3 separate regions of the Mus musculus genome follow, and all the other regions are linked to region 1. The links are chromatin loops, found by intact Hi-C in ENCODE. Cell type or tissue: heart. All regions are shown on one strand.

Region 1 (2,500 bases):
GTCCTCACTTCTACCGGTTTGGAGTTAGAGGACGCAGGCACGCACACCCCACAGTGCTGAATACATGTGTCCTGAGTCCTGTGCCTCCTCGCCAGTCCCTTTAAATGAGTCTCAATCATGGATTGGAGGTAAGAGGAATGTCTCTGACCATGAGATGGCAGGCAGGCAGTGTCCTGGAGCATCTTGAGCAAAATGTTGGACGGGTTTTAATGTTATATGGGGGGAGGTTCCTGTAAGCCGAGCATCTCAGAAACCAACTGTTAAGAAACAGAACTAACAAGGCATGTTTATCTCACCACGTTTTCAAGGAATTGCTACTTGCTAACTCCTGTAGGGTAAGGTCTGGAACAATATCCTAACAGAGACAGCTCTTCACGCCCGTCTTTTGGAAGGTTATCTTGATACGTGTAAGAAACGTCTTGGCTTCTTTAAGAGACTGAAAGGGCTGGTTTTCTGATTTTCTTCAGCACTTCAGTGATTACTGGAGTGTGTCATTCCAGGTCACCGTCAGCCTCAGACACCTACTGTTTTTTCTATTCTTTCTTTTCTCTCAATTATTTTGTAATTTGAACGATTCGGGCTCCTTCCTTCACTCATCCTGGAAAGAGCCGTGGAAAGGGTCCCTGCTCGCAGCGCAGAAATGCTTTTGATTTGTAATTGTTAATCTCCTCATCAGCAAGAAGAGGCTCCCTCTACTTTTGTCTGGAGCTGGGCAGCAAAGGTCCAAGTGTGCTAGAACTCATTAGTGTCCTTTCTGAAAGGACCCTTTGATGTGTGTGCCCTGCTCTGCCTCGGGGAAGCAGGCGACTGAATCCTGTCCGTTACCTTTACTCTATTTCTTGGTGAAGCTTCTGTGTGACCAGAATTCATCAGCTCACAGAAGAGACCTCGGAGATGCCATTTTTGTGGATAGCTATCAATTAATTAATGTACTCTTCAGATTTGTCAGAGGAAGTCTTACATCCTTATTAAAGGGAAGCTTTTGGTTCTTTCCCCCTTATAACGTGGTTATGGTAAACTCATTAAAGGCCAATACCGTGTGCTCAGCCTCTCTTCCTTAGTCAGTTGTTGGCAATGGGGGGAGGGAGGGAAATCTGGGTAGACTTCAGAAAAGAAAGGAAATTATCTAATGCAGTGGAGTGCAAAGCTGGGGGAGGGTGTGGAGAGGGGGGATAGGAGGAAGTCTGTGGAGGAAGTAGGTGGGGTTGGGTAAGAGGAGAGAAACCTTAAAGAAACAAACATGTCACAGTGGGGACTGTGATGGGACCTCCCACCATAATAGAACACAATGGTTTGGCCTTAGAAAGGAGCCATCTGTCTCTAAATCGGTCCTACCTAAAGGTGTCTGATGTCTGAAAGCATGTGTTATTTTCTGAAATGCAGCCTTGTGGTCTGGATTGACCCAGGGGCTCCTGTGACTTGATTCACACAAGAGGTTCTCCTTGCAAAGTAAAGCCACTCTGCTCTCAGCCCCTTTAAGAGGTCAGAAACGAACTCTTTTTGTTTGTTTGTTTGTTTGGGTTTTGGTTTTTTGGTGTTTTGTTTTTTTTTTTTTCCCCGAGACAGGGTTTCTCTTTATAGCCCTGGCTGTCCTGGAACTCACTCTATAGACCAGGCTGGCCCCAAACTCAAAAATCCACTTGCCTCTGCCTCCCAAATGCTGGGATTAAAGGCATGCACGTCCATTGCCCGGCCAGAAACTAACTCTTATACAGGGCTATGCTTTGACCTTCCAGACTCTGTGCCAGAGGGCATTCTGTTTTCCAGCCTGCTATTTACTGGGTCCCCCATCTGGAGGCTGGGGAAGGTGTTACAGTGAAATGCAAGATAGGCAGGAAGGGGCTTTGCCCTCCCACAGAGAGTCTGCTAGATGACCAGAGAATATGGGGAAGTGGGGAAACCAACCCTGCTGGTTTAGGAGAACTGTATTCTTAAGCCATGAAGCACTTGAGCTGGAGCAAAGCCGATAAATCACTCTGTCTCATCTCCACATCATGTGACTGAGGCTGAGGAAGTCTGACTCTCCCTCTCCCAGCACCTACCAAATGCCAATCGCTTGTCAGCCAGCAGTGGGATGCCATGTCCACCTTCTGTCCTCTATGCTGGGGTTCTTGTCTGGCTAGAGCTTGTGGGACCCTGGTGCATGCTGTCACAGTTGCTGTGAGTTCCTGTGTGCAGGTGCTCCGTTGTGACAGGAGAGCACTTTTTCCTTCATGTTTGTTTGTTTTGTTTTGTTTGAGACAGGGCTTCTCTGTGTAGCCTTGTCTATCCTGGAACTCACTTTGTAGATCAGGCTGGCCTCACACTCACATAGATCTACCTGACTCTGCCTTCCTAGTGCTGGGATTAAAGGAAGGCATGCAACCCAAAAAAGGTCTTTTTAAGAGCAACTGCTTGCAGAAATCTGTATGCTCATTCAGAAAAGTCCCTAAGAAACAGGCTCCAGCCACAGTGAGGGGTAGCACTGGGTAAACAACAAAAGAAAGGGATAAAAAAACTT
Region 2 (2,500 bases), 51 kb before region 1:
AAAACAAATAAAAAAAAAAAACAAACAAAAAGCCAGGAAATGTGGACAGCTTGTGTGGTGGCTTTGGATTTAAATTGAACTTCTGAGAGCCCTGAGCTGTCGCCACCATGTAGCACCACTGAGAGATGAATGATATGCAGCATTGCTGAGAGACAATGACAGTGTTCCCTTGTCAATCTGTCAGGGTATCTTCAGCTGTCACTGGGAGGGTGGGAGGGTGGAAGGGTGGGTCAGTCTGCAAGATTTGTGAATCCAACCTAGGCGATTCCTGGGAACCCTGGCTCCCTTTCTAGAAGGCTGATTACAGGATTCCAAACATCAGTGCTTTCCATTACAACTTAAAAGTGAGCACACAGTAGCAGCAGCAAAAACAAAAACAAAAACAAAAAAACAGTTCCTCTCCACCCTGCTCCCTTCAATGACCTTTCAAGCATTGCTCATTAAAAGAGGGTGCCTCTGAGGTGTACCTCAGTGGTAGGATATTTACCTGACATGGGTGATGTCCTGAGTTTTATTCTCAGCACTGCAAAAAGAAGACAGCACGTCTTGTGGGTAGAAATAGCATGCTGCGTTGCTTCTCCATGGTCATTTCTAGGCCCTACCTGCTTCCTTTCTCTTGGGCATGTGTTTGGTGGTCTGCTCCTAGGGGCAGCATTTTCTCAGAGGCTACTGCCTCACAGGGTGAGTACACTGGACATGCTCTGGAACTCTCAGACTCCTCCTGTGCTACACGCATTCCCACTGACTTGCACACTGCTACACACACTCATACACGCTCACATTCTCCTAGACTGCCTCGCCTTGATGCCCTCGGCTGCTCACCCACACATGCGCTCTTTGACATCAGGATGACATGGAGGTTGCCTGGTTTTCAAAGCTGTAAGAACTCCACCTCAGTTCAACCCGGTAGACAGTAAGTTGTCATCGAAGCGCTGTCGTGATGGAGGGACGTGGTCACGAACAAACATTGTACTCAGAGAAGAAGGTGGAGAGCTACCAAAAAATGGGCCTTTACCCTTCTGCTACAGAACCTGAGGACAGCAAGCCAAGGTCTATTCTGTGTCCTGGGAAATAGCATTTGTTTTCAGGAAATGTGATCGTTTTGAGGAAAGGGTGGAGTTTGGGGGGAGGGGGCACTGTCTGGAGCTTCTGGGGATTTTGAAAGTGAAGGCAACTATGGTTTACACTGACTTCAGCAGTAAGAGATAGTTATTGGCTCACGAAACTGAGTTGCTTACTTCAGACAAAGTTTGATCAAGAGGCTGACAACGGTCCCCCGATTGCCTTTGCTTTGCATTTCCTGCAGGTGATCGCTGTGACCAGATCGTCCTCCTGTATAACAGCACGAACACGGTAGTAACTTGTTCCTAAACAGGGAAGAGAGAGTAAATCGACCGGTCTCCCAGAATTCTAAGTGATAGGCCTTACATTCTCTCTGATGGATTGCCTTATGTCCGGGGCCACTGATGTGCTAACTGGTTTGTGCTATTCAAGATTCCTTCCAGAGTGAGGAGTTGAGGAGAGGGGAGACTAAGAAGGGAACATCAGGAAGGATGATGGAAGCTTCTGGCAACTAAACCACCTGATGAGACCTTCGGCTATCTAGAAGGGGACCTCATTATTGTCCTCATGTCATCTTCTCAAAGGCTGGTGACACAGCATAAACTCCCTGCTCCCTCCTCATCGCAACTTTCCATGGTACACGCAGACACGTGGGGCTTGTGTCCTCGCCTCTCTGCTTGAGTTGGCTTCCATTTTGGTGGATTCTTGTTGGAAATTTCTCGATAGCCCAGCAGATTGCCTTCCCAACGTGAGAAAAGAAGTTCAGACCTCTGCCTCCAGGGTAAAGATCAAGCCAGAATTTGCGAGTAACCTGCTTCCATCTTCCTTTTGTGGCTTCTGCCCCAATAAGAAGCGATAAGCCAAAGCCCAGTCCCTGCAGAAGCAGCTAAAGTAGTGGACTGGTGATCCCCGGGCCCTTTACTGACAGCCTGTCATTTCCCCCGGGGCTGTCCCTCCGAGTCTGCACATGCTCTTCATGAACAGTCTTAGGGAGGAGGAATTTCCCTCTGTATTTCATAGATAGCAAGGCAGAGCCTTGATGGGGGTGAAGTAATTCCCTCAGGTGATGAGGCATATGAAGACCAAAGTGGGATTTTGGCCTAGGTTTGCTAGAGCTTGTGGGTGGCACCTAAGCTTCTCACCAGCGTCTCTCTTCAGTCACACACTCACAGCACTGCTCCAGGGGTAAGAAGTCAGCCTTCCCATCTTCTGCCTTTCCTTCTTGAAGTCCTCTTCACGCGTGGCTCGGTCTTACTGCCAGAACCCCACACAGCCCCTGGCCTCCCTCTCAGAACAGCTGCCCCTGTTTATCCACCTACTCAGGCCCGCCTGTGTAGTGCCATAAACCCTGCTTCTTTGAGAATTTCATTTCCCTGTTTTACATCATTTAAAAAAAAAATCAAAACACACATTTCATTCCATCACAGCCCTGCCCTTT
Region 3 (2,500 bases), 63 kb before region 1:
AAGTGCTTAGGATAATGAAAAATAAAGAAGGTCGGGCACATAGTAAATGTTGTCAAGTGCTGTCATCTTTAAAAAATACTTGGGAGGGAGCCAAGGCTGTGATAAAGAGCGACAAAGTGGAGATTGCTTTCTGTAATCAATGAAAGATGGCACCTGGCCAGGAGGAGCTAATTAGGAAAAGAAGGGGACGGTTAAGAAAGGGATGAGTGTTCGAGTGTGTGTCCCAAAGACACACCGACTTCCTAGTTAGCATTTTGCTAAATGAACTTGACTTTTTTTTTTTTTTTTTTGGCTCTGGCCGGGCCTTGGCTCTCAGCTGCATCATCTCCCAACATCCTTTTCCGTTTCCAGATAACTTCCCCTGCTGGACCACCCCACAGGACGAATTTCCAGAAGATAGCACCAGTACATTATGCAGTGTTTGCAACTGAAAATCATACTCTGTAGCTAAACAAAGGTCTCCAGGCAAACCCTGGGTGGTCTGTGCCGTGGATATTTACATTTCACTGGGGCTTAGTGCCACTCAGATGCTCTCCCATCTGTCTTAACCATTTGGAGCAAGGGGGAAAAATGCTCGTCCGATCAGTCTCCATTGGGGTCCTGCTACTGTTAGGCCAAGGTGCGTCCCTCTTTGGATAACAGTTTGTGAATTCACAAGTAAATTAACTCTAAGTGAAGTTTTGTTTTAATAGTTCTCTATGCTATATTCTAGTCAACAGCCCTTCTATGTGGGAAATCGGAACCATGGAATTACAGAAACATAACATCATGAAATAATCCAACATTTAACCTAGTTTTAGCCTGTCTCAATAAACCTAAAATGCAATTTACAAGACAGAGGGGGGAGGGAACAGTTTGTCTAGTGAATCTTTTTAAAATGTCATTAAAGTCTCATTATTTGAGATAGTTTTTGTTTTGTTTGGTTTGGTTGGTTGGGCTTGGATTTTCACACAAATTTTTCCTTCATAGCCCCGAGTCACCTTTATCAACACACCCATCTCCCTGTCTCTTACTGTGGCCTGCCTCCTTTTTTTCTCTCTAGGACATCATGGCCTTCTACTTAGACACTGTTCTAAAACAAAACCATAACCCAGAAGACTCATAATGAACAGAAATTTATGTCCCACAGTTTGGAGGCAGAAAGGTCAAGGTCAAGGCACCAGGTGATTGTGTGTCTGGCAAGGTCTTATAGGTACGAATGGTGTCATCTAGTGCTGCCCTCTACTGGTAGTTGCTTTTATAACACATTACATTCATGAGGAGGGGTCTGTCTTTGGGACCTAACTAGTGATTGGGTTTCAATACGGGTGTTTTAAGGGGTGAGGGACACAAATACTCACACACAGCCAACTCTGCAGATCTCCACTCTGGGGATTCCTTTTAAACACCAGCAAAATCACCAACCAGAGTGTATAAATCACACTCGGACTAGAGGTAACGCCCAGGCTTTGACATCCAGACATGATGCTGAGGTCCACAAATGTGTTAGCTGCATAGCTATCTATCCTATGGGGTCCTTAGGCCGCAGGCCATGAGACAGACACAACATCATAAAAGCTGAAGCTAGAAACAGTGAGTTCCCTGTCACACCTCAGCAAGAAACATGTGTGTTGGAAGACCCACGTTTTCTTGTCTTAAGCCACAGAACGATCAGACAACAGCCTCAAGTGTTGATTTTAGAGTTACAAATGCATTTGAGAGAGTGGACAGATTTCTAAATTTGGAGTCTGTGAATGCCGAGGACTGCCTGTGCTGACGAAAGTCCTTCCCTCCAATGCTGATCAGTGTTGGCTAAGTGTAGGACTCACACGGGGAATTAGCCAGGGTATTAAATTGGTGTGCCCAGACTCCACCACTCCCCCATCTGCAGCCCACTGTGGTCATCAGAATGTTTCCAGGACAACGTAGTGGTCAGCAGGCCACAGGCCTACCTGTGGGCCCAGCATACAGCTGCCTGTTTGAGGATTATGGTAGGATGAGACAGGCTCGTTCATTTTTAAGTGGAGGCAGCTATTCCTTTGACCTATGAGGACCATATAACATTCACAGTTTGGTTCCTGATAAAATTTTGCTGAAGCGAAGTCGGGCCTGTGTGATTTTTGTGCTGTCAGCTGCTGCCTTTGTGAGGTGAGATGAGTAGACGGAACTTTTGCTCCCACAAAGTTGACTAAATTCATCATCTAGTGTGTGAGCGCTTCGGGTTAATGATCAATTTCCTGCAGCTGTGTTCCTAAAGGTTAAGTCTGTTTCGTTTTGTCTTGACTTTGACCATTACCCTGGAGCCCATTTAGACCAGGGCCATCGGGAGAGCTTGCCGTGACTATGCCTTGTCCTGCCCTGCTTTCCCTAGTATGCCAGCCCATGGTATGGGTGACCACTGAGTTCCTGAGACGTGCGGGTGGGACTGAGCCATTAATGTTTGCTCATATTTAATTAAATAGAAGTATCCACACGTGACACCTGGCTACCCGTGTAGATTCAAGATTACAAACTGCCTGAA

Evidence for each region. Peaks named below come from ENCODE experiments on the same cell type or tissue, not always from the same donor. Only the 100,000 strongest peaks of a DNase experiment are listed, where the experiment ranks them.
Region 2: it touches region 1 in a loop (3-fold over the local background); 5 of 42 quality-filtered maps call a loop at or near these places.
Region 3: a loop joins it to region 1, with 4 times the contacts of the local background. A loop is called at or near these places in 5 of 42 quality-filtered maps.

Annotation. Positions count from the first base shown.
Region 1 is chr6:97,456,822-97,459,321 of GRCm38, reverse strand. The region is part of intron 1 of Frmd4b (FERM domain containing 4B); the gene reads left to right. Among named protein-coding and RNA genes, the nearest start is that of Frmd4b, 30 kb to the left of the region's middle. In heart, no CTCF peak of the experiment used is centred here; DNase peaks (open chromatin) are centred at 31, 1,141 and 1,921; H3K4me3 peaks cover 1,477 bases; H3K27ac peaks cover 2,500 bases.
Region 2 is chr6:97,508,230-97,510,729 of GRCm38, reverse strand. Gm46970 (a long non-coding RNA gene) reads right to left here. Exons shown (of 5, transcript XR_003956336.1): 1 at 1-2,500. It also overlaps a transcript of Frmd4b not described here. Among named protein-coding and RNA genes, the nearest start is that of Gm46970, 13 kb to the right of the region's middle. In heart, no CTCF peak of the experiment used is centred here; a DNase peak (open chromatin) is centred at 1,109; H3K27ac peaks cover 609 bases.
Region 3 is chr6:97,519,485-97,521,984 of GRCm38, reverse strand. All of the region lies in intron 1 of Gm46970 (a long non-coding RNA gene), which reads right to left. It also overlaps a transcript of Frmd4b not described here. Among named protein-coding and RNA genes, the nearest start is that of Gm46970, 25 kb to the right of the region's middle. In heart, a CTCF peak has its summit at 1,237 (motif pointing left); a DNase peak (open chromatin) is centred at 324.